2 separate regions of the Mus musculus genome follow, and region 2 is linked to region 1. A link is a loop called in an ENCODE intact Hi-C map of the cell type or tissue named here. Cell type or tissue: gastrocnemius. All regions are shown on one strand. Links, peaks and the distances in the headings refer to the core of each region. The heading gives the core; the rest is flanking DNA.

Region 1 (16,192 bases), core at 3,714-11,713:
GAACACACACAGGAGGGTCAGCTCTAGGGACCCTGGCCCCTCTATTTCACCATGGCCCTCCTAGCACCTCCCACGCCCCCAACTCAGGCTGTTTGACCCAACACTGTTTGTCCCTTCAATTGCAGCTCTTAGAGGGCAAGGTCTCCCTTGCAAGATGTTCATGTTGCAGAGCAGTTTAGAAAACACACATGCACAAATATACACACACACATACGCCATATATATATATATATATATATATATATATATATATATATATATATATATGCATACCACACACACTGTATACACATGCATATATACATATGCACACCACACACTGCCCACATACATGTATACTATGCATAAGATACACATACCATACATTGCATACCACACTCATCATATATTGCGCACATATGCACACACATTATACATACCAAACACATGTGCACACACACCTCATATGGACACCATATCACACACATACACACAGACACATACAACATACACTACTCACATCACATACATGTATATAATATACATCATGCATGTGTACACACATACCATTTATACATGTATACCATAAATACATACTATACCTCACCATATACATATATATACAAATATGCACACCACTCACATGCAACATGTATCTCATATGCAAACCACACATACCACATGCCACCCACACATGTCAAACACCAGGCACATTTGTCACACCTTTTCTTAAGAATATGTTTTCTTAAAAGCATGTTTCCCAGTACTTTAAAAACTGAAACCAAATAAAGGAGAATTTGAAATGATCTCTCTTCATTATCCTTTCAATCTTTTTAACTGGTCTTATTTTAAAATAAAGTGGCAAATAAGCCCTTTAGACACATTCCCCGACCTGGGTTAGCTTTCTCAGCAGAAGAACAGAATGGATAGCTAGGGTCACTGCATTGCCCACTGCCAAAGAAACACGGTGCTGGAGTGGGAGCCAAGTTCATGACCAGAGCATCAGTACAGTCCCAGGAGACCTGCTGCCTGAGAAAGACAGGAAATGGAGAGTCCTAAGGTGCCCTCCCTGCCCTTGGGAATTCTATCTGCTGTGTGATGAATAATAATGACTTCATTTGCATGACAGTCTCCTCTAACCCACACTTCTCTGACATACAGAAATTCTGTTCCAAGAAACCAAAGGGCAGAGAACTTGTCCAAGGTCACCCAGTTACTTGGCACCAGGTTTTCAGACTCTGCTTAGGACCTGCAGCTATCTGGAATATCTCATGGCTTCCACAGGACACTTCCAGGACACAGGAGGAAGACAAAATGTCTAGGATTAGATACAGAGGAGAAACCCCAGAAGCAAAGACAGTTGAAACAGCCAGGGAAGTTGCAACCTGGCCTCAGAAGATGCTTTGCATGTCGGAGGAGGGACCTCATTTGAGTCTCAAGGCCATCACCTCATCTGGAGTTCCTGATAGAAGGAAAAGGAGAGATGCATCTAGAGAGAGCCTGTCTGAGAAAAAGCCCCAGAAAAGGAAGGCTTTCCCAGGCCCATAGTGGGCCAAGATAGCAGTGGGTGTTCCCTGCGTCAATGACATACTTCAGGAAAAACAAGAAACCATATTCTAGAATCTACTGCAACTAGAACTGAAATCTGAATAAGCAAAGCCAGGGCACAGTGGGCTAGACACAAGTTCTGGCCTCTTACCATGGATTCAGGCATGAGTTATTGTGCCTTCTACACAAACCCAAATTGTGGTTCAGCTCAGCCTAATGAGTGATGGGTAATGGTGGAGGCCAAGGTTTCAAATTATGAGAAAGGTCTTACCTTGAGGTCAGTTTGCCCTGACCCTCAGATGTTAGCCAGAGCTCTCTGGAGAAGCAATATCAATAAGAAAAATAAGTAAATAGGTAGGTAAAGAGATAGATAGATAGATAGATAGATAGATAGATAGATAGACAGACAGACAGACAGATAGATAATGAATGAATACAAAGATAGATGAGAGATAGACAGAGTAGATGGATTGTAGATAGATAGATAGATAGATAGATAGATAGATAGACAGATAGATAGATAATGAATGAATACAAAGATAAATAGATGAGAGATAGACAGATAGTAGATGGATTGTAGATAGATAGATAGATAGATAGATAGATAGATAGATAGATAGATAGATAGATAGGAGATAGATACATGAGAAAAAGAAAAAGATTTGACTTAAAGAATGGATCTATAAGGTTAAAAAGATGGCTCAGTGGGTAAGAGCTCTTGCAAGAATGAGGACCTGAGTTTAAATCCCAATACCTATATAACTGCCTGTAGTCACATGCCTGAAAATACAGTGTGTTAGTGGGTGAAGACAGGAGAATCTCTAGGATTTGCTGAGACTTGCATCTAGCTCTAGGTTCAGTGAAAGACCCTGCCTCAAAGATATAAGGCACAGAATCATGTAGTAGGACATCTGACATCTTCTTCCAGCCTCCACATGGCTGCACATGTAAATATACCACATATATGGCACACATACAAGAATTGTCTATCATGACTACAGTAGATACTAATGAGTCTGAATGCCACACGCCAGGCTAGAGATTCAGAGACCAGTTGATGCTGCCTGCAGTCTTGAGATGGAAGTTTTCTTTCAAAGGGATGTACACCTTTTCTCTTGAACTCTGAAGGGTAATACAATCTCTTTATCTGCTACTGACTTTAACACTAATCTTAATCTTTACAAAAATATCTTTGCAACAAGGATCATTACGTTGGTCTTTGACTAAATGGGCACTGTAGCATGGTCAAGATAACATACGAACTCAATGATCACACTTCCCAAGTCTTCAGTGTAGAAAGAGTTCAGCCTGAGGGTCAGCAGAAAAGAAAACCAACAGAAAGAGCAAGAAAGTTACAAACAGACAGACTCTAAGCTGAACATACATCTGGTCTGTCCTAGATGCTGCAGATCTCCATTGTACATTCCATTCATCATGGGCTCTGGCTTTGATGCTACCTCCTCACCCACTATGTGTTTACTATATGGTTGCTCTGTGCACCTGTATTTCCTGATTGGCATGCCCCCTTCATTGTGGCATTTGTCCCAGGGTTGAGTGAATAGCTGGCTTCACTCTGGCCTATGACCCCACTGAGGTCCGTCATCAAATGTCTCTTCTCTCAGTGCTGCGTGCTGACCCAGCAGGGCCGACATGTCCACTTCAGTGAGTAACTCGGTTTCCTTAGGGAGGACTTCCGGATCCCTTTGCCACACAGAGGAGAATAGCACATAGGCTGTGGCTATTTTTCCCTAAATGTAGATGGAAAAAGTTCCCACTCCCTGGCAAAGCACTTCTGCAATATTGCCTCTCACCATGTAAATTTTATGAGCTGCCATGTGGGTGCTGAGAATTAAACCCTGGTCCTTTGGAAGAGCAGCCAATGCTCTTAACCACTGACCCATCTCTCCAGCTCCTTCAGGTCAGAGTTTTAAGAACTGAATGGGATGAGGCACTACGAGCACGAGAGTTGATGGCACAATATTATTTGCAATACTTTAAAAGGCAATGTACAGGGCTGGAGAGATAGCTCAGCAGTTAAGAGTACTGACTGCCTTTCCAAAGGGCCCTGCTTCAAATCCCAGCAACCACAGGGCAGTTTACTCTCACACAGACATGCTTGGAGGCAGACGATCAATGAAAACACACACAAAAAAAGGCAATGCACATAGTGACACAGCTTAGAGAGTCACATTGAAGGTTCAGAGCAGATGCCTTGGGACAGTTGCCTATGGAGAGAGGATCATGGGAATGTGAAAGGGCACTTAAACATAGAGGAACTTAGAACATACTGGCAAGAAGTAACTCTTGAGCTAAAGATGGAGCTCAGCTCTGTACACTGAGGCCCAGACACAGGGAGGAGAATCACATTAACAGAGGCTACAACTGCCTCCTGGGACTTATTCCTTATCTATCTCTCCTTCTAGACCAGTGGTTGGCTAACTCTGACTTATGAGCAGCCAATCCTAGTCTACCATTGTGTCCTGACAGTTTTGTTGCTGCCCAGCTCCAGCCTTGCTTAGCTGTTCCTGTAGCTGCTTTTGCCCTTCCTGTGGCAGAGGCAAGGGGCTGAGAACGAGGCTCTACAGCCTGCAACACTCAGCAATGTTTATGGTCTGACCCTTTACAGAAAACGCCACTAGTGCCTGCCTGTTCCAGACCAGAAGTTCCACAGTGGCAAGAGCCAGCTGGACAAGGGGAAACGAGTTCCTATGAGGGGAATAGACAAGGAAGAATGTAAACACGGGCATCCCTGCGCTGTGCTGAGCGGCTGACCATGAGTGGTAGCCCCCACTCTTCACATACACTGCGGACCCTTTGAGCCCAGGCCTGTATGCCTGTATGCCTGTATGCCTGTATGCCTGTATGCCTGTATGCATGCTTCTCTTCCTCTCCTTCTTCCTCTTCCTCTTCCCCTCCCCCCTCCCCCTTCTTCTTCTTCTGCCTCTTCATCTTAGAACACTTTCTTGACCATGCCTCTTCTCCAATAAGCTGTCCCATGTTTCCTCAATGAGACCTTCGCTGAGTGAGTGTAGGCTTACCCTAGATTCTGTAGACTTTATGTACTTTCCGATGGTGCACATGTGCTCTGGGCATTGTTCCTCCATTGCTCTGCTCTCTTCCCTAAGGCCAAACCTTCACAAGAACATGACCAAGTTCTACCTGACTCTAGGTTGCCAGGTCACAGGGTACAGCCTCCAGCACAGGGCAGATAGTTAGACTGGTTAGGTGGTGTACCCTGAAACTCCATCTTCCCAGAGCATTGGCATTACAGGCTAGTGTCACAACATCCAGATATTTCACATGGGTTCTGGGGAAATCAAACTCAGATCATCATACTTCTGCAGCAAGTCAGGAGGATGAGCCAAAATCATGAGAAGTTGGCCTGCCTGGGATATATAGTAAAACCCTATTCTGAGAAAGCAAGAGAAGAGAAGAAGAAAAGGGAAGAAGTAATAGGAGGTAGATGCCAAAAAAGGCATCTGGAATAACAAGATGTAGATGCTTTTCCCCCCAGGACATGGCTCAGACCTGACTTAGCCACATGAAGACTGTCCACTGAACAACTTGGATCTAGGAGCCAGCCTCAGGCCAAGCCAGCCCCTTCTGACAGTATAATCTATTCCCCACTGTCTTTCTGAGGTGACTTGCCTGCTGCATCTTTCTGGATAGACTCAATACATCCCATTCATAAAGAGAGGCCAGAACAGAAACTCATGGGTATCTAGCCTGTGCAGAGCATGCTCATCTTTTCCTGGATCCTGGAAGACAAGTTTTGACAGATGAAACCTAAAGATTCTGTTCTCTGCAGACCTCTGAGCCCATGAGCTGCTCACCTGTGAGACAACAGCCTACTCTTGTCTGTGAGAAAGACAGTATGAAGACCTGGTTACTGGAAGACTCCTAAAGAGTCCAATATCCAGACAAAATCACACACACCACTTCCTGTGCCCTTGGTCTCATGCTTGACAGCAAAGGATTTCTGGACAACTTTCTCAGCCCACGTTTATTCCTGAGGCAAAGCAGAATGTGATGGACCGCCCACATATGCTAAGCATGAGATGTTACAAGCTTATGATGACTATCCAAGACATTAAGATCCAGCAAAACATATCACTTGCTATCCAAGCTTGCCAGGAAGCACTTAACAGACTGGTGCAGCGGTTGCTGGGACTTCCATTCTAAAGGCACAGCTAGAATGACCGAATCAACAGAACAGAATTTCTTCGTAATAATGGAAACCAAGAGTCTGAAATCAACACATTAGTTGGGTTGGTTTCTCTCCTAAGGCCTTGACCCATAAGCTGTCTTCATTTTTACCCTGGGTATTTATTTGCAAGCACTGTGTGTGTGTGTGTGTGTGTGTGTGTGTGTGTGTGTGTGTGTGTAAGGATATACATGCTCACATCTGTACACATGCACATGTGTCATATGACATTTATATCAGATCTTCCTCAGTCACTCACCATCTTACTTTTTGAGACTAGGTTTCTCTCTCACACTGAGCCTGGAAGTCAGAGATCCAGCCACACTAGCTAGCTGCTGAGCCCTGGAAATCTACTTCCCCAGAGCTATCGGTATTATAGGCTAGTTGGGTCACACTGGTTCTGGGGGATCAAACTTGCATCATCATGACTTGGACAACAAACACTTTATCAACTGAGCCACCACCCAGGTATAGACTCTTATATGGACACCAATTGACCTTAGCCTTCCTAATGCTTCAACCCTCTAATACGATTCCTCATGTTGTGGTGACCCCCAGCCATAAAATTATTTTAACTGCTCCTTCATAACTGTAAATTTTGCTACTGTTATGAATTGTAATACATGTATCTGATATGTAGGATATCTAATATGCGACCCTGTGCAAGGGTCCTTCTATGCACAAAGTGGTGGTGACCCAGAGATTGAGAACCCTGGCTTAGGGTTTGTGTCATTTGAACTATCTTACGTGCATTAAAACCTCATCTCCAGATACAGTCACCTTCTGACTTCCCAGTGGTTAGGCCTGCCAGATGTGGATGGAGGGGACTGAGGTTCAGCTCAGCCACAGTGGCTGGGAAGAGCCTGGGCATGGGGACTAGATGGGAAACGTTAAAATTCTAGCACCCAACTCACTTTAAGAAGATGCGAGGGCAGAGATCCACACCCCTGTAATCAGAGGAGAACGTGATGATACAGCGTCAACCTCTAGGGTCACAGATAGGCTTCTTCTAGAACACCAGGGAGACTTCCTGATGAAGATGCCATCTAACACACTCTCTCACTACATCAGACGCACCAAAGGGCATCTCTCACCCTGGGGCCAGTGAAAGAGTGTCATGGGTTTCCTAAGGAATTGTATGGGTTATTCCGCCAGTCTTGGTTGCGCTCAAGCCACAGCTTCTTAACAGTGTGAACGGAGCAACTCGGTCTGTTCTCTAGGTCTGAGACGCCAGGACCAGGGGATCCTGGTGGACAGTATGAGAACCTATTTGATCGGATCACTGCTTTTTAGACTTGAATGGGCGAGTACAGATATAGCAGCTCTGGTTAACATGCAAATTCTGAACCAGCAGGATAAGGCCTGGGATTCTTCTCTTCTACCCTCCCGTTCTACCTCCCTCCCTCTCCCTCCCTCCCTCCCTTCGTCCCTTCGTTCCTTTGGTCCTTCCTTCCACCTGTATGTAGCCCCAGAATTCCTCCTATGATCCAGACGCTCATTTACACTGCCTCACCAGGCTGAGATCCATATTTCTAAAGAGCCCCTGGCCCAGGTCCTGGGGGTGACCCTTTGAATCAGAAGGGCCTCTGCTGCTTAATCCCCGAAAACATTTCCCCTGAACCAAAGTGAGTATATTTTAAAATTTGACAGACACATGCCGGTGGCCAGGCCACCGGCAAGGTTCCGAAGCCTCTGCGGTCCCAGGCATAGTGAGCCTTTAGTTTTGGATAGGAGCAGGGAGGAAGCTGGGGGTGGGGCAGGCTGGAAGAGAGCCTGGCTGTTTACGCAGGGCAGAGGCGAGTTTCCATGGTTAATAGCTGGCACCAACCTCCGGTGTCTGCCAGCTGCCTGCCCTCCTGGCCCGACAGCACCCAAGGCCAAGGGCAAGCCAAAACAGCCTGGGCAGCGGGTATATCTGACTGCAGCGGGCATTAGAGTCTGCATTGGCAGGAGCAGCCTGCTGGGTAAACATCATTCTGTGATAGGTTTTTTTTTTTTCCCTCTTCAAACAAGCTCTCTTCAGCACTAGCCACATAACCCTCCACAAGGCCTCTCAGTGCTGTTGACACAAAGGCACGAATGGTGTCATTCCAACCCAAAGATAAAAGGGACCCTCCCTCCCGTGGTGGTGGGCACTTCCTCCCGGGAGGAACACCAGCCATCAGGAAATTGACCAGGCCAGTCTGAGCCTCCTCTGAGGCGGAGCTTGGGGTTTTGTTATTTCTAGTGGATTGCTTTCTCCCCAAAGCTCCCCTTGTTTCATGCGGCTCGGTCAGCAGATATGTCAGCGGTAGACAATGGCCTCTTTCTACAGACAATGGTCAGCATGAGGAATGTCGAAGAAGGAAGGGCAGGGCTTCGTGTGGGACAATCTAGCTTTCAGAACCAGTGACCAAGTGGGTGCTGTAGGGAGGGTCCCGCAGTCCCCGGGCAGCCTCTTCAAAGAAGTCATTTATGGGACGGCAGCCCCACAAAAAAAAAAAAAAAGACCACCGTTATTGAGGCTGCTTGCGTGCTGTTCACCTGCATGCCAGAGGAGAATTGTAATACCTGCTCTGTCGGGCTCCAGGAGCACCTGTGACCACAAGCCCTGCGGAGCAGACTTTGTTTAATGAAAAAGCAAACAGCTATTCAGCCCTCCCCTCCAGAGCAGACCGGACCCAACCCTCCAGCCTGGGCCTCCACTGGGCAGTGTCAGAGAGAAGAAAGGACTTATTCACGGCCAAGGTGGAAATGTGCCTTCTCCTGGGGAATTGTGTAACTGTTTTGTAGTGGGATCGACTGCAGTCCTCAAGGTCTTTTGGAGGGGAGGGTATAAAAGAAAAACAGATAAAAGGGCAGAGGCTGGAGCCAGCACTGATTTATTCCCTGCTGAATAACTGTCCTACCAAAAGCCACAGCCCCATTGTCGCATCACCTGGTTGCCGGGCCTCCAGTCCTCTGCAGTGCTTAGGGAATGAAATGATCTCCTCTGCAGTGCTTAGAGAATGAAATGATCGCTCGGCCTGCAGGCATTTCTCTAGCCCAGTGGTTCTCAACCTATGAGTCAAGACCACACTGCGATCACATATTAGATAGTCTGCATATCAGATATTTACATTGTGGTTCATAACAGTAGCAAAATTACAGTTATGAAGTAGCAATGAAACTGCTGTTATGTTTGGGGATCACCGCACCGAGAGGAACTATTTTAAGGGCTCCAGCATTAAGAAGGTGGAGAACCGCTGCCCTAGCACAACACTTGGTAGATCACAGAACGGTGAGTAAAGGATTCTCGAGTGAATGAAATATTTAGGAATCTCTAATTCTTTTCCTCCCAGCATAAACAAGAAAAAAATGTCTTCCACAACGTAATGTTGCCTACGTTGTAAATTGCATCTCTTTTTTAAAAAATTATTGATTTATTATATGTAAATACACTGTAGCTGTCTTCAGACACATCAAAAGAGGACATCAGATCACATTACAGATGGTTGTGAGCCACCATTTAGTTGCTGGGATTTGAACTCAGGACCTTTGGAAGAGCAGTCAGTGCTCTTAACCACTGAGCCATCTCTCTAGTCCATAAACTGCATCTCTTAACTAGCTCTAGTGCTTTTCTAATAACCCCCATAAATCCCCAGTGTTTCCCCTGTCCCCCAACTTCACCCCTGCCACTGCCTATAATGTCTTGAACCAGGAATTGTTGTACAAGCATTAAGCCTTCACCCCAGACATCCCAACCGCCAGTTACCGAAAGACTTCCCCACCCTGGACTTTCTGTAGAGAGCTGTTGAGTCTCTGCCAAAGAATCTCACTTTTAGAGTTGGGTCCTCTTATGAAAAGCTGCCACTCAAGGCTCATGGCCCCATCAGATTACCTGCCACGACTACCTGCATGCGTTCCTGGAAGCAGGGACTGAGTCTGGCTTTCCACCACCTGCCCAGTGAGACTAAGGGGCTGCTCTAGCCTCCATCAACAGAGAATGAGAGGACCAGTGAAGTCCTGGGTAACAAAGCGCTGAAAGCACGATCCAAGAAATCCCTCAGTCCTTGGCAGAGGGACTATTGGTCCTCAACAGTAAGTGAATATTGACTCAATAAATGGGTAGATCTCTATTCATTTGCTAGATAACTTCACATGCATATAATAATAGGTCCCCCACTCATCGACTAGAGGGAATTTCTGAACAGCCATGTCTACCATGAGTCTCTGCTAATGGATGGTTATTAATCCAGGAGGCCACTCTCCAGCCCTTGTTTATCTTTGCCTGGGACCTTGTGCTTTCCTGGGACAATGCCACATTGTTTATAATGCATCAGTTGACATCTGTCTCATTGCCCTGCACTTGCTCTGGGTCTTCTGTTGCTCTCAGAAAGGATGAGCCCTCTAGCTTTACCACTAAATTCCTAGTAAAGATTAAGTCCAAAGGCGCCCACTGGAGTGCTGTTGTAAGGCCAGTGGGCCCCAGACTCTCAACAGCAGCAGCAGCAGCACTAGCAGAGGCAGCGGTGACAGGCAGGACTCATGTGTGTGTGCAGCCTCCCACAGACCCTGGGGCAGCATGGTCCCATCTGTTTCCCAGTTCTAGGTCAAATCAAGCTGAGAAAGGATCAGGCTTCACGTGACCTGAGATGGCTGGAGCATCTGGCTTCTCCCTCCCCTCCCCCACCCTCGGAAACAAGCTGCCTCCATTCCACTCTGTGGCCTCCAGGGATGCCATGCTTCCTTGTGACAATGAGCTTCGATGAAGTGTGACCCAATAGAAACCACAAGACAGACGCCACTTCCTTGAATCCCAGTCCAGTCACTTAGCTGTTGGACTTTGGATAATTACCCCATTGCCCTGTGCTCATTTAAATTTTTTTCCTATTGCTTACTCTGTAATATTGTTTTTAAAAAAAAAGTGGGGGAGATCTGATGGCCATTAGATTCAGCACATGGCAGATATTACAAATCTTCTTTGTTCCGCCTCCTAGCACAAGGAGGGGCACTATTTGGAGTGAAAGACCTTCAGCACTCCAGGAGTCAGGCCTGTGCTTTTTGATAACCCCCTCTGCTTACAAGAGAAAGGGCAGTGTGTCTAGGGTGGGATAGCCTTGGTTAGGGTGGGATAGCCTTGGCATTCCTTTTCTAAGGCATTTTCATCTCCAAACTGCATCAGCCATGTCCGCTCCTGTAGGACACAGTTCTTATGAACGGACATGTTGCTATGAATCTTTAGTTAACAAAACACCAGCAAAGCCTGCATTTGTAGATTCAGCTCTGTCTGCCCTTGTTTTCAAATCTCACAATAGAAATGCGGCTAAAAACGTATGTCAAAGCCTGGTGAAGAAGAGGAACATGAGGAGGTTTGACATGGAACCATGGGGTGGGCATTGTTGAAAGAAGCCGTATCTCAGGGATTCGTATTCTTGGGGAAATGTCATACCCTTTCACTGCTGAGCAGCTCGCTGCCTCTCCAGAACTCAAAGCCCACGAGACCTGTGTGCATTGACCCCCCTCTCCCCATGCCTGAAACGCAGGCCTATGTAAGTAGCCTGCCCCTTTTTCCAGCACCCACAACCCTGGGACCTGTGGCATGCTGAGATTTTCAAGTCAGTCTTTGCATAGAACCTCAGGGTCTTCATCGGTGGTTTCCTGTTGCTATAAGCACTCTGACTTTGTATTAAATCAAGAGTAGTACAATTCCAAAGAGACCTAGACTGCACTGTGAGGCTCTGAAACTTGTACAAGCTTCTCTGAGTGATTTCTTCTATCTTTCTGCATTAGTCCTATATATTCATTAGTCCTCAGGGAATCTTCCTGCCATGATATCTCAGATCTAGGTCTCCTGAGTTGAAGAACAACACATGACTTGTGTGAGCATACCCGGGCTCGAGAGAGGGAGGGACATCCTAGGAGCAATTCTTGAAGACTCAAGGGAGACCTGAGCATCAACTCACCTATGCTGGCTGTAATTACTATGGCATGGTGTGGTAGCACATGCCTTTAATTCTAGCACTTAGAAGTGTGAGTTAAAGGCCAGCATGGTCAGCAAAGTGAGTGCCAGGACAGCTAGGGCTACATAGTGAGACCTTACCTTGAAAGTAAGAAAGAAAGTGGGGAAAGCCAAGTTGAGGAAAGACTAGAAACCCCTGGGGGCCGCCATAAAGATGGTCCCGCAGAAGCAGCAGAGCACACACAGTTCTCATCTTTTTCCAATTAGTCCTTTGAAGCACCTCCCTTTGTCCCTCACTAATTGCTGGGTAATTGTCCACTTTAGCACTCTTACCAAGCCGGTAGGTATTGGAGAAGCATGATGACCTCTGGCCTTTGACCCAAGGTGATCTCTGCCAGGAGGACCCATGAAAGATTGATTTGAGCCGAGCTGAGTTAGACAAACAAGCCATTCAAATAAGCTTCAGATCTGGAGGCAAAGCAGGTAAAAATGTAAGCAACCTTTGTGACCTGGAATTTCCTGTTCCCGGGAAGTGATGGGCAACTTTCTGGTCTTTCCCTTTAGCCTAGTAGAACAATCAGTGAAGCATGGGGTGATGCACAGGTGAGCTGAGCTTGCACAATGCCCTTGAAAAGGAAACGAATAAGTCTTCAGCGCAGTTTGAAGCAATTACTCCCCCTTCCCCCTTGACTATTGGAGACAGGGACACACACTGAAGACCAGAATGGACTGGAACTCACTCTGTAGCCCAGGCTAGCCTCAAGCTCAGAGCAACCTTCCTATCTCAGCCTCTCAAAAACTGGGATTGCAGATGTGAGGTACCATGCCTAGGTCAACAACTGCTCTTACTAGCTCACTCTCTTTTCCTTGATCAGTTTCCTTCAAATTAGCCAGCCCACTTTGAAGAAGACCTTCTATATTAGAACTGCACATTTTAACTAATTTAATCCTCCAGTTCTCCATCACCTCAAGGCTGGAAGCTGTGTTTCACAGCTTCCAATAAGGCTGAGGTCAGTTGAGGAATTACTACATGAAGGGAATGTCACCCAGTGAGAACTCTGTGTGTGTGTGTGTGTGTGTGTGTGTGTGTGTGTGTGTGTGTGTGTCTGGTGAGATGGAACACAGACAGCAATACTGAGGTGACATTTCCAACTCTTCACAGCTCTTCTCCATTGTCCTTTCAATAACCCAGCATGGAAGACTCCAAGCTGGGACCTGCGGACCCCAACTCAGTCAGTCTACCACTGTGTCCAAGTGTATCCTCCAACTGCTAAGACAAGGAAGGTAGTGGCAAAGTCTAGTTTTGTTCGTTTGTTTCCCTGAAGTGATTTAAAAACTTTAAAGCAGAAGCAACAATAAAGGCCAGGAGTGTGGCTTGGTAGAATATTTGCCTAATGCATAAGATCCTGTCTTCAGTTCTGACAAGAGGAAAAAAAATAGAGAAGAAAAAATGAGTGGAGGTGGGGTTCAGTAAGGGCAAAATAATTGGAGACTAGGGAATTGATAGGTGATTGACTAGGGAATTGATAGGTAATTGACTAGGGAATTGATAGGTGATTGACTAGGGAATTGATAGGTGATTGAGAGCACTGGCCCATGGTCCAGAGGACAGGGATATCTAGCACTCACAATCTGTAGCTCAAATTCCAGGGTGTCTGGCCAGGCACTAGACAAGTACATGGTGCACAGACATACATGCAGGCATAACACACACACACACACACACACACACACACACACACATGGACATGCACATGCACATGCACATATAAATAAATAAATATGTTTTAAAAATTAAGGCAATAAATATGGAAAATTATTATAATATGGTAAGTAACTTAACCTATTTTGTATGATAACTTACAAAATCCAACTTTTAAAAAAAGCATCACTAATAATCCTACAATTTCCAAGCAGGGTGGTACATATTTTTGAACCCAGCACTTGGGAGCTAGATATAGGAAGATAAGAAGAAGTTCAAGGCCGTCCTTAGCTATATGAAAAGATCTTATATTTTTTAAAAAATGAAATAAAATATTAATAAAACAAAGATAAGAGGAAAAATAATAATCCTATAATCTATGTTTAATTTAAGGCCCTGGGTTCAATCCACAGTTTCAGAAAAAAGACAGAACTAAACAGAAAATTTCATCTATATTAGCTCTATCTAGTCCCCACAGACACATTCATTATTTGTGGATTTTAAGTTTGCAAATTCACCTCCTGGCTAAAAGGTTTTTGTAACCCCAAAGTCAACACTTGCCCACAGCACTAAAACAGTAATTCTCCATGAGCATAGAGTGCTGGGTGATCCAGCTGTTCTTGCACAGCTCACTCTCAGGCCCTTTGTCTCCATTCCGAAACTGTCAACAAGTAACCATCCTTTTACCTTTAGTGAGGAATCTTAGAAGGGCCACCAATATTTCAGCCTTGGAGACAAAGCTGGAAAGACATCTTCATACATGGAATGATATGCCCAGCTTATTGTGCTCCGCATCCCAGAACATCTGTGGTATGGACTTGACCTACAGTTTTATCTCAGTAATGTTTATTGGGTGAGCAAGTGAGTTAAGGTCGGACTGTAATGACCAGAGAGTGTCAATCCAACACAGCGACCTGGATGCAGTGTTCCATCACTGTGTGTTATGTGATGTGTCCGCATCAACTAACCACCTGTGCAACTAGCACTGTGCAAGTTTTATAACCTCACTTTACCAGGAAGGAAAATGGGACTTCCTAAAGTGTCATCATGCTAGAGCCTCCCTGGGATTCTGCCCTCGGTGCTGGAGATTGTAGGTATCTGCTCCTTTTACTGTTCCAGGCAGAGGCCATCTGTGGTCCTGATTCCAGCTGCATGGCTTCTGTGGTCACCTGATCAGTGTGAGCCAGCTCCAAGAACCTCCCATAAATCCCACAGGGGACACATAATCCCTGGGGCTCTGCTTTCTTCTCTCTGCCCACAATCCCGCCTCAGAGTGTCTCCTTTCGTTTGCTCTTACACACGTCTGGCATCATGGCTTTCTGTTTTCCAGTCCTGGGTTCTAGGCCTTTGTCATCTCTCATGGCCGGGTCCCTGGGTCCCTGTTTAACTGAAACTCATACCTGACTTAACCAAGGTATGGGAATAGAAACAAGGGTGTATATAGGGCAGAGAAGGACCTGGCTCTGCATAGTGTTCAAGGTGAAGTTTTGATCTGATCTCTTGATTTGAAGCAACTTGATTCAGGATAGAGGTGAAGCAATTTGAGGTGTTTTCTTCTTATTTATAGGAGAAATAATAAGAGGTCTAGGGATGTGGCTCAGTGCTTACTGTACCAGCATGAGGACCTGAGTCTGATTCCCAGCACCCATGTGAAAGCCAGGAGTACCAGAACACATACCATTCCAGCTCTGGAGCGGCAGACACAGGAGGATCCCTGGGGCTGGCTGGGCAGCCAGGCTAGCTGAATTATCAAGCTTTGGGTTCAGTGAGAGACCCCGTCTCAAAAACAAAACAAACAAAAAGATAGGGTGGAGGGTGATGGAGGAAGACCCCAAACATCAACCTCTGAATGAGGGAATGTGATGAGAGAAGGGTTGACTCATTCAAGAAGACATCTGGTGCCTTCTTACACATTTATTTAGACACTGAAAAAACTTCCCAGTGCTATTTGGGAACATGGAGGGGACACTAGCTCCACCTTACCCTTCAACAGGGCTCCTCTCTTCAGTGTTCCACAAAAAGTAGTTGGTTCACCACTTTCCCTGGCATCTCCAGCTACGACAAACTCAAAGAACTGTCCACTAAGCCAAAAATTTAAATCTTTTTTCACTTTAGAAGAAAGTGAAGTATATGTAGTATTGTTTGCGCATGCGTGTAGGAGGTACATACTTGTGTCCACCCATCTGAGGCCAGGAGTGCTTGCCTTTGTCACTCTCAACCTTATTGCCTTGAGACAGGGTTTAGTAGGGAACTTGAAGCATGGCATTTTAGGTAGGCTGGCTCAAGATCCACTGGTCTCTCTTCCCCAACACTGGGATTACTGCCATGTCTGGCTTTCTTTATACATAAGTATTGGGTTTGGACTTAGATCCTCGAGACTGAGCAAACAGTAAGCATTCCCACTGACCATCTTCTAAACCCCTAACTTCTAACCTTCTACTGGAAGCTTGGGCTTTTGAGATTCTGGAAGATGCAGTTATGTTATTACATTATTATTACATTACCATAACAATGAATGGTTATTCGACAGCAACAGCAGCAAGCACTCAGTAAGCATTGATGGATATTGTAGTGTGTCTGTTACCTTTATTGTTGCTGTGATAAAACACCATGACCAAAAGTAACCTATGGAAGACAGGGCTTATTTGGCTTGTGGTTTCAGATAGGTAAGAGTCCACCATGGTGTAGAATCATGGTAGCAAGTAGCAGGCATGGTGGCCACAGCAGGAAGCTCACATCTTCAAACACAAGCAAGAAGCAAAGAGAGCAAGCTGGAAATAAGGGGGGAATTTAAACTCCAAAACTCTAACCCTAGCAGTGACACATGCCCTCCAGCAAG
Region 2 (16,192 bases), core at 5,534-13,533, 94 kb after region 1:
CTTCAAATACATGATCCTCTGGGGACATTTCACATCAAAGCACAGTTCTACCTCTTGTCCTTCTTCCTATTGGATGATTTAGCATCATTCTTCCCCACGCACTTTCCAAGCACCCAAATTTGTCCCTCACCTTGTTTCTTTGATGTGAGAGGTCTTCATGTCTCAGGGGACCAGGCAAGGTGAGCCCTGACACTTTTCAGTACAAAACAGTTGGTCAGACCCAGGTTGAACCAAAGAAGGGTTCCTGACCTGAGAACAGAAGCAGGCTCTAGAGCTGTGGCTCTAGGTCAAAATTCCTTTGGGAGTCACATATCAGATATCCTACATATCAGATATTTATGTTACAATCATAATAGTAGTGAAATTATAGTTATGAAGTAGCAATGAAATAATGTTATGGGGGGCACTGTAATATGAGGAACTGTAAGAGAGGGTCTCAGCTTTAGGAAGGTTGTGAACCACTGCTCTAGAGGTTTCCAACGCCATGTTATGAGAGGAAGGGTAGGAAGAACGTGATGTCTTGAGCAAGGGGCAGTCTGGAGAGGTATAAGCTGACGGAATGACATTGTCAGATGAACTTAGAGCCTATACAATGTTACTAGCAAGAGCCATTTCAGCCACAATTGTTAAAAGTCACTTACCATATATGGGTAGCATCTGTCATCATCCAAGCATGTTGAATCCAGAAAGGCTTTTTAGCCAGAAGCTTTCCAAATTCATGAGAATGTCAAGGCAAGGGGACATTATTCTTCTTAGATGCCTCTGCTAAGTGGTCCCTATTTCCTTGTGGCCAACTTACCTTTAAAGATTTCTATTGCCAACTTTTCGATTTCCTCCTGTCCTTCCTCTAGTCTAGTCTACAGGCAATGAGGATTGCTGCTCTCCCAAGGGACTTCCACTGTGGTCTAGAACGACCCGTCCCATGAGGAATGGCTTAGACAGTGGACAGGGTGTCAGTTACAGTTGCACACAGACAACTGTATTAGTGTTTCTCACGCCATATGGCTACAGAAACCACAGCAGCAAACATCCCTAGAAGATACTGGAGGCTCACCTGCCCCTAGTCTCCCAGAAGGAGCTCAGCATTCCCTCTAGGGTTAGTATTCAAATCCCCACAACAGGAACTAAAGGATAAACATTGCCACTATAACTGTTCAGGCTGCTGTCTAATCAGTACTCAGAATGGGACTGTGCAAGATTCCCATGGTAGGTTGGCATTATTATCTAGATTTAAGGGTCCAGACCCTGAGACAATTGGCTGATCTGCTCACGGTCACATGACAGATAAGAATTAGCACTAAGATTTGAACCCAAGTCCAGCTGCTTCTCCTGCTTAGGTATTTCTGATACCTGTTTCTGATAACACTGTTGATGACTTAATCCCACGACTCCATTCAATCTCAGCTAACCTTTCCTATCTGCTAATTCAGCAGCAAGCCAACACTATTACCCTATACCTCATCTTCCACATGCTTATAGTGAAATCAGAATGATAATAGGTGGCAGATAACTCCTTCATTTAAGGCTTGCCATTCAAGCCTAGGACCAGATTTAAATCCTGAGTGTTGTAGCATGCCTAGTGATCTCATTGTTGAAGAGATGGAGACAAGAGGATCCCTTGAGATCTTTGGTCAGTCATTCTAACCAATTGGTATGTCTCCAGTAAAAACGAGAAACCTTGTCTTAAAAAAGGTAAGTGTATGACATCTGAGGAATTACACCTGAAGGTAAACTTTGAAATTCACACACACACACACATAGAGACAGACAGACAGAGACAGAGACAGAGACAGAGACAGAGACAGCTCAGTGGAGTCAAAGCATTTGCCACCAAGCTTGACTGCCTGAATTTGATCCCTGGGACCTACAAGGTGTAGAGAGAAGTGACTCCCACCAGCTATTTCCTGAAGTCCACATGGAAACTTTGATATACATGTTCACGTGCACACACATACATAAATGTAACACAGAGTGTAACAGTCCTTTGCTGAGTCATTGAGGCCAGACACTGCTTCTTCACGTGTGGTTTTAGTCTAGTTTCCTTGGAATGTCCTTCCCTTCATCATCATTTTAAAGATGATGAACTAGACATGAAACAGTTGGGCTGAGTGGCTCATAGTGCCATGATACCTGTATTAAAAGGCCAGTTTCTTCCCACTACAAAACAAATCGGGTAGAGGAGGTCAAACCAACCCCTGTCGCTCAGAGGCAGTTCCTTAGGGAAGGGACATTCCAGTATGTATTCTTGACTGGAGTCACTGGAGCTGGGTCTCAATTCTGAGGAATATTTCACAGACCTGGGGCAAAGTTTCACCTCAGCCAGGTGAACGGTAGGAACCAAAAGGGGCCAACAAGGAGGATAGCAGGCTAGCCTGTCTGACTTAGGCAAAGGAGAAAGCTCCTACGTGTGCATCTACACGTGATTCATGTCTACAGTCTGCAGCTGTTACGCCTGTCATGCAGTCACTCCCAGCCCTTGGGGAATACCTACTACCCACCTTACCTAGACAGAGAGCCCACAGGTGCAAAGAAGTTACCCAATTTACCCCAGGACAAAGAACTGGCCGAGTTACAGAAGTCTGCACTGCTCTGGGCATTCCGCTGTCTTCTAAAATGCAGTGTATAACAGAAGGAGTCAGTTGCTTGAACTGGGGGCTCTTGAGACAGACTCCCTGAGCCTGAGGTGACTGTCAGCTCTATCTTAGAGACGACCTAGATGCAGAGGTCAGCCCTCGGATCCATGTCTGACCTTGTCCTTCTGTTCTTGAGAATTGAGAGCATCTGTTTGTGTCCTGGGAACTGAGAGGGCACAGTTAGCTGCTCTTCCTCCCAGGCATTTGTTAGATGAATCAATCTGTCCACGGGTGAAGGGCATAAGGCTAAAGGCAAGAGAACAGTACCCAGAAGGCTGGGAATTCAAGAGAAGTATGGTCTAGCCACCACCCGCCCATATCATCTTTTCTCTCTATGCCAAAATTCAGTTTGGAGGGTTTTGTTTGTCATTTAGAATTTTTTTTTGTATGTATGTATAAATGTTTTTGCCTGCATGTATGTCTCTGCACCACATGCATGCCTGGTGCAAGCAGAGGTCAGAAGAGGGTATGGGATCCCCTGGAACTGAGTTACAGATGGTTGTGAGCTGCTATGTGGGGTCAGTCGGCATAAAGAGGATTTGCTGCAGAGGGACATCATGACACCAGTCTGCCCCTCCCCAAAGCCTGGAAGAGAAGAAAGTCTCTAAGCACCTCCCAACACACATACACACACTCACACACTCTCTCATATGCATGCACACACACTACCCTCCCAGTACACAACAGCACCTTCCCTCAGGTTTCTCCTTCTGGCTCTGCTGTGTCCCTCCCTGTTCCCCTGCTGGCCCTATCCACATATGCAATAACACCAAGGTCACTTAGTGATACTTCCACTGGGGACCTGAAACGTGCTGGAATGGGCTTTGTCCTCAGTCGAGAATGCCAGAAATCTTCATGCCAGCCTGGCTCCAGTTCCTAACATTACAGTCCCCTAACCACACTCCATGGAAGGAAAAGAGAAGAGTATCCATGGCCTGGGTCCCAACCTGGCCCTTCTGAAACATACACACATACACACACACAAACACACACACACACCTTTTTCTACACTAAGGGCTGGGTTTAGGTATTTCTAAGTCCTTTCCAGCTCACAAACTGGAAATAGTGTTCTTTGGTTGCTATGCAGGCTTTGAGAATGTGGCCTGACTGGTATTGTGGGAATACTTAGGCCTTCCAAGCCTCACAAGAAAGAAAATTCCTGGGTGAGATTTCCTAGAAGGCTCCTTGCCAAAGGGCTTCTTGGCCATGAGAAGCAAGTCCCCAAAAGTCTCCCTCACCCACCCACAACCACTTTAATAAAAAAAGGTCCCTTTAGAACTTCAAGCTCTAATAACACCTAATCAGAAGGGAGGGAGATGGCTCCTTATGTAGAAACTTAAACCTTTTGTTTTGTTTTGTTTTGTTTTTGTACAATTTTTTTCCCTTTTGTGTTTCAGGCGAAGAAAGACTTATCAGGGCATACAAAAGGTGTGTTGTGTTTTGCTTAATTCTAAAAATGTGACTTTAAAATTTTTTTCCCATAAATAGGCATAATCACCATATTCTATAGATTAATTTCCTTCAGTTTATATACCAACTTCAGTCTCTCCCAGTTTTACACACGACACCAACTCACTTTGAACAGTAACAACCAAAATATATAAAAATGTATAGCATTAGTACTTACACATACACTCAGGGACACACATGAGTGCCAACCATTGATCGGCTCATTTCCCCCATAAACTACTACAGCATGCCAGAAGGATTTCAACATTCCTCTGAGGAAACACACCTTTACTTCTCTCACAAGTCACTGTCTGGCTCTTCTAGGCAGGCGATCTTTCAGTGTGTGCATCAATGTCAATTTATTGGTTTTAATTCCATCTCCTTTTTATTAAAGGCGTTACTGTATTGCTTCTGGCAATGCAGTTCCAGACAAGACAGGTTCTGCCTTTCAGAAGAGATATCCTTCCAATATTAGTGACACGGAGCTTTTAGAAAGAACCTAAGCACAAGCAGAGATGGAAACTAAGGCCCAGAGAGGGACCAGCATGTTTAACACCATCATGAGCAAACTAGCAAGAAAAAGAGGAGTAGAGAACTCTGATAACCTCATTGCTGATGATGGGTGATTTGTACCACAAAAGCTTCCTCAAATCTTAAATAAATAAATAAATAAATAGCAACTTTTCCCAAGAGCCCATTTATCTAGGGCCCATGAAAGCCTTTCTCTTCCTTTATTGTGATTTTGAGATGGTTTTCCTTTCTTTCTTTCTTTTTTTTTTAAATGTACCCCATTATTTTTAGTGTGTATGTGTATGACTCTGTGTGTGTGTGTGTGTGTGTGTGTGTGTGAGTGTGTTTGTGTTGGGGGGGGGTGAAGCGAGCACACAGAGGCATTGAGGAGTCTAGTGCTGGGATTACAGGCAGCTATAAATTACCTATTGTGGGTGCTGGGAACCAAACTCAGGTCCTTTACAAGACCAGAACAAGTTTTTAACAAACGTTTAACTCTCTAGTCCCTGGGGGCCCTTTTCATGTTGTTTTTATCCCTTGGTTGCAAATATTAACTGCTTTTAACACAGAAAGCATTAATGTTTCGTGTGTAATACCAAAGAATCCCCATTCGGACACTTAGGGGCTCTTAATCTGGGACATCTGGTATACCTCATACTTTGTCTTTAGAAGCATTCCCTATGCCATTGGCTAGCCATCTGGTCCTTCTAGCAAGACACTACACAAAAACCATTTCTGCACAAGCTGTCCATGATGACTTATATCTGCTGTCAGGGGGCTTAGGAGGCTAAGATAATTACGTAATTGCTGTGAGTTCTAGTCTACCCTGGTCTACAGAGTGAAACCCTGTCTCAAAAAACAAAACAAAAAAGCAAAAATACAATTAAACAAAACAAACCCCCAAAACAAGGGCAATAAAAGATTATTATGGTGTTTTTCTTCCTATAAAATAGCTTCCATAAACATCATTCATCCCCAATCTCGAAGTATCTTCTAACTCATTCCTCTCTCCTCTCCCAAATAAATACAAACACAGCTATGATGCCATTTTACAGAAGGCACTTTGAAGGAGTAAGGTATAAGCCAATTCCTCAGGGGTTATGAGTACAGTGTTGGGGTAAGACAATTGGACACAGTAAAGACACTGATGGAATTCACTGTGGTCAAAGAAGACATGGTGAGTAGCTATGGTGAAGCAGGGAGCAGCTGGAAGCAGAGTCCAAAGAATATTGTGATCCATTTTAAGTTTGGATACTATTCTGTCAGCCGTGAGGGTTATGGAACATATTAAATAACAAGGCAAATAATGAGACTGGTCTTTAGAATTCTTATTTATTAATTTTAAAGTTATTAAAATAATGTAGGTAAAGCTAAATATGTCAGAATATACTTGTCACTTTTGTACTTGAGAAAGAAGGATTAACATGAGTCCAATGCCAACTTTCCCTACAAAGTAAGAATGTACCCCAACACATGGTGCGGGGAGGAGAGGAAAAAAAGGAATAAAGAACCTGGCGTGGTGGCACACGCCTTTAATCCCAGCACTCGGGAGGCAGAGGCAGGCAGATTTCTGAGTTCGAGACCAGCCTGGTCTACAAAGTGAGTTCCAGGACAGCCAGGTCTCGAAAAAAGAAAATGAAAAGAAATAAAATGAAAAAAAGCTTAGTAGCTGGGATGTGATTCAGTTTCTATAGCAATAGCATGATAAAGCAGTGGGCTTAATACCCAGCCCTGCATAAACCTAGATATGGTAATACAGGCCTATAATCAACACTTGGAATACAAAGGCAGGAGGTTCAAGGCCAGGCTTAGCTACAGAATAAATTTGATGGCAGCCTAGGCTAAATGAGACTGTTCTTCAAATAATAATCATAATTTTAAAAGTACTATGTGATGGTGTTAGCAGATGAAATAACGCAGAGAGGAATTAAGAAAACATAATCTGGGCTGCAGAGATAGATGGCTCAGCAGTTAAGAACACTGGCCGCTCTTCCAGGAGACCCAGGTTTAATCCCCAGCACCCATATGGGAGCTTACAACTGCCTGTTACTCCTGCTCCAGGGGATCCAGTGCCATCATAGAGACATACAAAATAAATTATTTAAAAAATAAATAAAAAGAAAAACTAATCTGTCTACTGCCCAATCCTCTCTTCTTTCCTACCCCAGGTAACTGCCTTTGACATCCTGGCATGCCCTAGATTTTTAGATATTTATAGGGCTTTCTCTTTGATTTCAACATTTACAACATACGAGTATGTATGTATAGGGATGCCTGGTTTGTGATAGAAAAAGAATCACGTTATGTAGTTCACTCAGTGATCACTTAACTCCACATTGTAGTTTATCTAAATCACTATTCTCCCTCCATCCCTAGGGGAGATACATTTACACACATAATCGTTGATCATGTTACATATATTAGGTAATTATTATTAATATCATGTTTGAGAAAGACTTTATGTAGCCCAGGCTGGCCTTGAACTTGCCGGTTCTCTTGCCTCAGGCTTCAGTGCTGGGATTATATGACAGTGACTTGCTTTGTGTTGAGTGTTGAGTGTGTTAGGGTTCTCCCTTGGCATATAAAATAAGTCAGAGGGCAGGAGGAGAATGGAAACTCGGTGTCTTAGTTAGGGTTCCCATTGCTGTGAAACCATGACCAAGGCAAATCAGAAAAGGTAAACATTTAATGGGGGCTGGCTTACACTTTCAGAGGTTCAGTCCATTATCCTCATGGCTGGAAGCATGGCAGTGTGCAAGCAGACATGGTGGTAGAGAAGGAGCTGAGAGTTCTGCTTCTTGTTCGGAAGGCAACCAGGAAAGACAGTCTCATTGGAGAGTCTGAAAGCCCACCCCCACAGTGACACATTTCCTCCAATAAGGCCACACCCATTCCAACAATGCCACACCTAATAGTGTCACTCCCTGGGCCAAGCACATTCAAACCACCAAACTTGGAGATAAGGGACTATTCTTGGGTTCCAGTCAAAAGATAGGTGGCTTGGCTAAGGCAGCAGCTGTGGGGGAGACTTAAAGCAGCCATGAGAACGATTCTGAGCAGCCCCATTTCAAAGGGATACCCAGCCATTTTATGAGGCAAGATGGCCCAGGAAGGAGAGGCAGGTTCTTTAGCTGTGTGGTCTTGGGTAAGTCACTTAAATTCTCTAAGCCACACTTCCCAATATGCAAAATATGGTCATTTTCTGTCATATGGAATCCTGAGGGCATTTTTTAAATGTCTGGTATAGATGGCACTTTATCCTAAGCCTAGCAGGTCTCAGACACTTAGTAAATGCTTGCAACAGGTGCCACTACCCAAGGACCTCATTGATTCTTTCCTCGAATGCCCCTCCCTAGATCACATAGGCCACACATCTTAAAGTTTGAAGGGAAGCTGAGATTCAATCAGGGGCAGAATATGGCCGGAAATAGGCTTAAATGTGGACAGAGTGGCTGACCTTGGCATGGTGGGACACTCAGTGAGTACCACCAGTGCTTTCAAGATATATCAATGTGACCTAATTGTTGCTTGCTCTCAGGTTTATAACCAACCCAAATTTCTTTCTTTTTTTTTTTTTTTTTTTTTTTTTTTCCGAGACAGGGTTCATGGTTTCTCTGTGTAGCCCTGGCTGTCCTGGATCTCACGCTGTAGACCAGGCTGACCTCGAACACAGAAATCCGCCTGCCTCTGCCTCCCAAATGCTGGGATTAAAAGGCGTGCGCCACCACTGCCTGGCGCCAACTGAAATTTCTAAGGAAAAACATTTCACAAGGTCAGGTACTATGAAGCTTCACTGTGCACACACAGTAGAGGGTCATAGGCTCTCAGGAAGCTACAGATCTACTGCTGGGACAAACAGGTCCCAGAAGTCCCCAAGGGTCCCAGGCTGGCAGAATCATCAGGAGGGATGACGGAAGTTAGCCTATGGTTCCAAGACTCTGATACCAGGATCTGGGAACTAGACCTCAGTAAGAGGCTGTGGGGACATTCCCAAGAAGGACTGTCGTTAGCCTCCTAAAGGGGGTCCATCTTTCTCTCTTATATGCATAGACACAGATGGAGACATAAGTAGATATACACACAGGGAGAAACACACACACACAAGCACACTGACACATACACACATACAAAGATACACACAGGAACATGGACACACACAGATGGAGGGAGACACACAGAACTAGTGACATTTACACAGATGGGAGACTGACACCCACCAGAACACCAAACCACAAACGGAGACACACACAATCACAGACGTACATATGGACATACAGACACAGAGAACAGAGGCCTTCACGGAAAAAAAAAAAAAACAAAAACTGATGGGGAGAGAAGGAGAGGCTGAGAAGAAGGAAGGAAGGAGGAGAAAGAGAAGCAGAGGGAAAGAATGCAGAGCTCAAAAGGGCCACACAGGAGAGCCCACCCAGGCCTCTGAGGGCAGATGGGGTGTAGACACAACCCTGCCCTCCCTCTGCCTGTTATTTCAAAGGACTACATCCTTCAGGTCCCTCCCACTTGGCAGCTCCTAATTTAAGCCTGTGAAGGTGTTAGATTGGATAATTCCACTATGGGGACCAGAGGAGACTGCCAGGGGTAAAATGACCAGGTGGAATACACTAGGACTAGGGCACATTGAGAAGAGTATTAAACAGCATGGCAGGAAGGGGGAAAGAGACTTCGGAGAGGGCTTCTCTGGGGCCCCTGAACAAGTGCCTGCAACCCTGCCTGGAGGCTGGGAGCGCTGGCAGACCTAGGCGGCGGCGGCGGCAGCAGCAGCCGCTGGCCAGCCTGGTTTCCCTCAGCTACAGACAGCCTGGCTCCAGGCCCACCTCCCGGTGCCCTGGGCCTGACATCTTCTGGGCAGAGCCACGGTGCCCCAGGAGCCATGTGGATGGTGTTAGTAAACACGCTTTCTTGCGCCCAGCCTGGCAAGGCCTGTGGGCAGCGGGAGGGCGTAGAGCTGGCAGCTCCCACGGCTGGGCAGGAGGACGGGAGGGTGGACCGGCGGGCAGACGGGCGGGCAGGCCGCCCTGCACAGCCAAGCCAAGGCCCAGAATGGAGCAGCTGCTCCTGTCACCATGGAGACGGAACTGAACAATGAGCAGCCAGAGATGCAGCATGGCTGCCTGGCACCGCGGCCACACTCCCGCCAGGCCCTCACACCTACACACAGGAGCTCATGCACTCACCCTCATGTGCGCCTGCATGCATGGACGTACGTGCACATATGCGCACACACGCATGCAGAGTTCCAGGAAGGAGAAAGAAATAGAGAAACCGGGTAAGGACAGTAGAATCTATAGAAAAGGAAGGAGAATGTGAGATGAGGTTCACAGCCTTACAGTTGCAAAGTTGAGCAGAAAAAAAAAAAAAAATCTCACCCTTTGATTCTGGCTAAAAATACCTTAAAAAAAAAAAAGGCAGCTTTGCAGAGGGTCATGTGGTGCCCTGGATTCTTGTGTAACAGGAGAGCTGAAGGGGTTCTAATTAGCAAAAGGCATCTTGAGTCCCATCCCCTTCCCCCTTGACGCGGGTTGCTGAGAGACCCTCACAAAGCTGTTAGTCCCCAGGAAATGAGGATACATTGTTAAAAATGAGCCTAAATCCCAGGTGATTCCTCTCTCCAAGACAATGCAGAGAGGAGGCTGGCTGGCTCAGCCACGGGCTGGAGAGGAGTCGGAGAAAGGCCCCCGTCCAAGTCCTTTAAGAAAAAGTAACCAGTGGCATCCGGGCAGGGAAGGTGGGTGGGCATCAGCTTGTAGTGCACAGGGGCACCTTCTGGGCAAGTTCCCCTTCTGTGAACTGGTGAACTCTTAGCCCCAGCAGCTCCTAGATCCCCAGATATTACCTGCTCCTGCCACTCAGAGGAGCATACAGAAGTTTATGAACACTGAGGAAACAGACAGGATTACCATGAGTTCAAGCCAGGTGTTGGTTACAAAGTGAGACCTTGTCTCAAAAAGCACAAAAGAAGGCAAAGAAAGAAAAGAAAGGGGGAGGGGGTTGGAAAGAAGGGAGGAGGCAGGAAAAAGGGAGGGGAAGGAAGAGGAGAGGAGAGGAGAAGGAAGAGGAAAGGGGAGGGGAGGCCAGCCGATATAGGTATAGACAGACATCTCCCTAACTATCCCTTCCAGCCTGGTATCTGGAAACTCAGTCTGCTCTTCTCAGCATCTCTGTCCAGGGGCTGACAGACGCTGTATTTCAGCATTATCTTAAGCTTCCAACAGGCTACTTATTTTTTCCTGGCTTCACCTATTTCTCTTCTTCCTTCTGGGCAGGTGAATGCTGTGTGAAGATAGCTATCCTGGAGGCCTGCTGGATTCCTTTAGTGGAAAATAGGAAGACTTACCAGTTGACCTGGCGCTACTGTCTACACCGACTTCCAGTTCAGAAAAAGCAAATTCTCAGAAGACTCTCAGGAAGTAGTGTTAGACCCATGACATTGACCGCCATGTAGTTCAGGGGCCCAGAGCCGAGGTGAGAAAGTGAGGATGTAAGAACTTAAAGGTATTTCTAGGCATAGAGTTTTAAAGGAGAACACAGAGAGGAAGCAAGAGGAACAGGGCACGCTGGGAACAAGGAAACGCTTGAAAAGGTAAAGGAAGCCTGGGTTGAAAGAGAAGCCTATGGCCCTGAATCCGGAAAACTGATTCGGGATTAGCAGGTTCCAAGCCTCCCCACATTGGTTGCGCACAGCATGATCCATCTTCACACTCCCAGCACCTACTCCCGGGGGCATCATGACAGATGGACAGCAGTAGACATTAAAATCACAGTAGGCTGGAGCCAGGCTCTTTCCCCAATATCCACATCCCCTCCCCTTTCAGGATCCCTTCTAGAAGCTTCTCAAGCTCCAGGGAGCCATCTGCACTGGCTCAGACGTGGCAGAGAAGGAATTAAAACGTGAGAGGCAAGATCAGAGAGAGACTTGCTCCCCTCAAGAACCTCTTAAGTAGAGGGAAAAAGGCAGGCAATTTTTAATCATCACGGATTGTTTAAACTTCTGAATCCGTCTTCTGCGGAGCCTAGGGAGCACCCATTGTGGCTGGTACCCAGCAGTAGTCCTTGGTCCACCTACCCCCAACAGTCACACACATTTCCTGGACCCTTCTGTAGGTCCTCCCAGGGTCCTTGCTAGGCCAGGCCAGCAGGACCCTGCTTATCTAAGGAGATCTGACAAGACTGCAGCCCTGGGGGTATGGCTGCTGGCGAAACATATGGTACATCGTAAATAGGACTTCCTTTTAGGAAATGAGCTGCTGTAATTAAATCCCCATTCATTTTTCTGTAACATACACACAGAGACAAATAGATCTTTATCCTTTAGAAGCTCCGAAGAGAAAAGGCTTGTGGGGAGCTGAGATTCTCAACTGTGACTTTTATAAAAGATTGCTTAGATCCAGGTGAAATAAGAAGTCCCTTTTTTGGGGGGGGGGGGGGTGGAGTGGGGGGGGGTGGAGTCCTCTGTTTAACAGTCCTTGCTGTCCTGGAACTCACTTTGTTTACTTTGTAGACAAGGCTAGCCGAGAACTCACAGAAATATGCCTGCCTCTGCCACCCAAATTATTGAGATTAAAGGCATGTGCCACTACTGTCAAATAGAAGTCTGAATTCTTTCGGAAGATCTCGTGGATGAGTGGGTGGGTGGGTGGGTGGGTGAGTGGGTGGGTGGGTGAGTGGGTGAATGAGCGCTTCTTCCTTCCCAACAGGAAATGAGGAAATAATCAAAGAGGAAAAATTAAATTTGGGCGCTGGAAGTGATTGTTTCTTCCCATTCCACATACATAAATAACAATGTAAATAAACTCCATGGGCTGGAGAGATGGCCAGTGGTTAAGAGTACTGACTGCTTTTCCCCAGGTCCTGAGTTCGATTCCTAGCAACCACATGGTTACAACTACCTGTAATGGGATCTGATGCCCTTTTCTGGTGTGTCTGAAGACAGCTACAGTATACTCACATAAATAAAATAAATAAATCTTAAAACAAAACAAAACACTCCTGAGTGTCACTAATATTAGACATATTTCCATTAGGGTAAAGTGGATTGGGTTCCACCTCCATGAGCTCCAACTGTGAGCTGTACACTGATGCTGAGACAGGGGAGTGACTAGAACTGAGGAACACCTGCACATGGATACTGAGTGTCTAACTAGTGCCCATGGTTGTATTTCACAAGGGATGTGGGTAATGGCACCTGGGACAAACAGGACTGCCAGGCTAGAGGACCCAGGGGGTGCCCTGGAAAGGAGTGGGGGCTCATCCCAGGAGAGGTAATGGTGTCCCTTGCGAAGGATCCATAGTGTTGGAGTCAGGCACTGGAGACCTGGATGCAGGACAGAAGCATCTCTCTTATTTTTGGTAGTTGGCAAGACCCAGTATTTGGTTGAACTTTTCTTGAATAAAACCACTAAGTATCTGTCACCAGGCATACAGTGGTAAGTCCAAGACATCACACAACCCTCCAGCCAAACAGAATGTGGTAGGCACAGAGTTAAGTCAAGGATGGGTTTTAGAGGGAAGAAGATCTCCAAATCCTCCAAACTGCAAATACCAGAGGCCTCTTCCTTCTCTAGTCACCCTTTAAATCAGTGGGAAGGGATTTATGAACTGAGATGCAAATGTTGGGAGATGGGCTGAGTTTCTTCCTAATTCATATCTCTATCAGCACAGAATACACTGTTCACAGCACACACACACACACGCACACACACACACACACACATACACACACCCAAGTTTTGGCTTTGTGGGCAAGGAGGTAAAGACTCAAATACGAAGGCCTCATGCATGCTATGTATGATAGAGCAGCTATGGAAAGGATTCAGTGGGTAAGAGTACTTGATGTGCAAACCTGGAGATCTGAGTTCAAATCCCCAGAACCCACATAAAATACTAGCCATGACCTCTAACACACTTAGAGCCCCAGAGCTGTAGAGGGCAGAGACTAAAGTATTACTGGGGCTCATTGATCTATGCCCAGCCTAGCTCCAAGTTTATAAAGAACAAAGAAACAAGACAAAGGACAGTGGAAAAAATCTTCTGACATCTCCTGGCCTCCAAACTTGTGTGCATGGGCATGAGCGCCTAAACACAAATGTCACCCCATCTGTGACAGGGCAAAGGCAGCGCAAACAGTTCTTACTGAGGCCATTTCAGGTTTAATCTGAATTTGATCTCCTTGATGGAAAATTATCAAACTCTATTTTAGGATCCCAAGGTCAAGATGCCCCAGCTACCTTACCTCAACTTCTGTTAAAAGGCTGGCTTGTACTAATCTCCTCCTGTAGATGCCAGGGTGTGGTTTTTGCCTTTAACAATCTTTTACCCTAAATGTTTGGAGCTACACATGAGTTCTGAATACCAGAGTGTAGTCCGAGCCAGCTGGAATAAAGACTTTCAATTGTCTACAAACTGTCTGAATGGTTTTCTGGTGGTTATCCCTGCAACACATATACAAGCAAACACACACACACACACACACACACACACACACACACACACACACACATACACACACTGCACTAAGGGCCATTGAAAAAGGACATCAGTAATGTTCATTGGACTCATGTCCCCTTATGACATCACAGGTACATCAGAGGACAAGCCAAGGCACAGATGAATTCTCTCCATCAGAGATACACAGGCAGTGAATGTCAGCACTGAGCTCCATGCTCTTCTCATTTCAAGGCTGCATAGTTGCTCTTGAATTCACTCCATTCTTCCTGCCACCTTTGAGAAGTCCCACTGCTGTCTTTTGGGTAATATCTTGGTTCCAGTATCTGTCTACAGGACCCATTTCATGTGGAAGGATGCAGTGTCTGTAAGTGAACACCACCTCTGGGGCACCTCATCACCCTTCTCATTGATTCCCCCCTCCTTCTGTTTTACACTGAGCAAAGCAGCCGTTTTCACACGCATAATTATGCTTTGCATTCGCTTAGCACTCCCAAAGCGTCACAGCACTCTCCCAGCCATTTCCTTGTACTATTCTAACGAGTCCGAGAGATTGACAGCGACCCTGCCTCGCACAGAGAAAGGAAAGGCACGCAGGGCAGGAATGCCAGCGTGGTGCTGCCTGAGTGAAGAACTGGGGGTGGGGTGGGGTGGGGTTCCTATCCTATACTTTGCAGTCTTTCTGTGGAGCCTTACTTCAAAACAGTCGTTGAGCTCAGGGCAAGGAGCTCCATTGGCATTCACAAAGACCTGGGCTCAACCCCCAACACAATGAACTGAGTATGTGGACCACACCTGTGTTCTCAGCATGGCGAGCAAGAGGAGAAGTTGAAGGTTAGGGCCCTCAAGATGACTCAGCGAGCTAAGATGCTTGTCACCAACCTTAAAAGCCCAAGTTTAATCCACGGAACCCATAACTCAAGCTCTGAAAGTTGTCCTCTGACTTTCACACAAAAACTATGGCATGAGTATGCGTCCCTGCTTGAGAGAGAGCAAGTGTGAGCACACGCTAACACACACACACACACACACACACACACACACACACACTCACACACAGAGTGAAACAAATGGTCATCTTTGACTACATTTAAGAGTTCGAGGACAGCCCTAGACTACAAGAGACCCTGTCTCAAAAACAATAACGAGAAAGCAAGCATCGCGAATATCATTTTGAGTGTGAGAAATGTCAAAACTGGTAGTTGATGAAAATGAGAACCTGGAGTCAGGAACGTTCTGATCTCTGCATGCCTCTGTCCCTGGGAGTGACCCTGTGCAGCTTGCCCTTCTCTGAACCTCACTTGGAAACCTGCAGCGTGAAGGAGTAGGACCACACTCTCTAGAGCCGTCAGGGAGCCCCTTCCGGCTCGCAGACTCTGGATCCTGTCTGTTAGATGTCTCTGGTGGAGCAGTTTACTTTCAGGTGGAAAGGTGGCACAAAATGAGAATGCTAGAGCCAGTCATTCCTGACCGAGTCATCTAGCTGTGGGTAAAACTTATAGTGAGACTGGAATGCCTGGTAAATGATTAAAATGTGAGCACACATTGTTCTGGCTTTCCTCATGATACAGTCATTTAATCCCAACACCGCTGTGTGAAACCTGCTCCTGCTTGTGTGGGGGAGGCCCATAGGTTTTTAATTCTTTGGGGGGAAACAAAGGCTCTCATTCACTCAACAGTAACTCAAGAGGGCGGTTTCTGCACTTACCAGTCAAAAAATGTTGTCTGGCCATGAGATCCCATCATCAAACTGAAGAGGCAGGAGAAAGCTCCTTTACACTGGGTCCTTTTATGCACAGGAGAGCCTGCCTTTGCGTTTCCCTCCGTATGAATAAGATCTCAGGTTTATTTTATAGGGAAACACATCAAGCCAGAGGTTTTAATGACAAGATAATGAGCAGGAGAGGACTCTATTTGTTGCAAGGGCTTTGGGTTACAGAAAACAGCGATCTCACCATTTGTTCTGGAAGAAAGACTTGGCAGTTCCCTTCAGTCCTCCACCGAGAAGTCACTCCACTCATGCACCGGACAAATTTCTACCTAATTTACCAAAGTTCCCAGACAGTGCTCTGTTTATTCCCAGGAGAGTTCACAGATTTGTAATCTGTAGGCTAATGATGTGATACAAACTTCTTCATGGA

What was found. Peaks named below come from ENCODE experiments on the same cell type or tissue, not always from the same donor. Only the 100,000 strongest peaks of a DNase experiment are listed, where the experiment ranks them.
Region 2: it touches region 1 in a loop (1.8-fold over the local background); 6 of 42 quality-filtered maps call a loop at or near these places.

What each region holds. Positions count from the first base shown.
Region 1 is chr12:12,802,739-12,818,930 of GRCm38, forward strand. No RefSeq gene overlaps it. Among named protein-coding and RNA genes, the nearest start is that of Gm35155, 17 kb to the right of the region's middle. In gastrocnemius, for the core only: no CTCF peak of the experiment used is centred there; DNase peaks (open chromatin) are centred at 7,545, 8,381 and 10,312; H3K4me3 peaks cover 906 bases; H3K27ac peaks cover 829 bases.
Region 2 is chr12:12,895,191-12,911,382 of GRCm38, forward strand. Gm40271 (predicted gene, 40271) reads left to right here and starts at 14,227. Exons shown (of 2, transcript NR_168679.1): 1 at 14,227-14,418. In gastrocnemius, for the core only: a CTCF peak has its summit at 9,319; DNase peaks (open chromatin) are centred at 8,503, 9,533, 10,222, 11,329 and 1 more place; H3K4me3 peaks cover 963 bases; H3K27ac peaks cover 2,526 bases.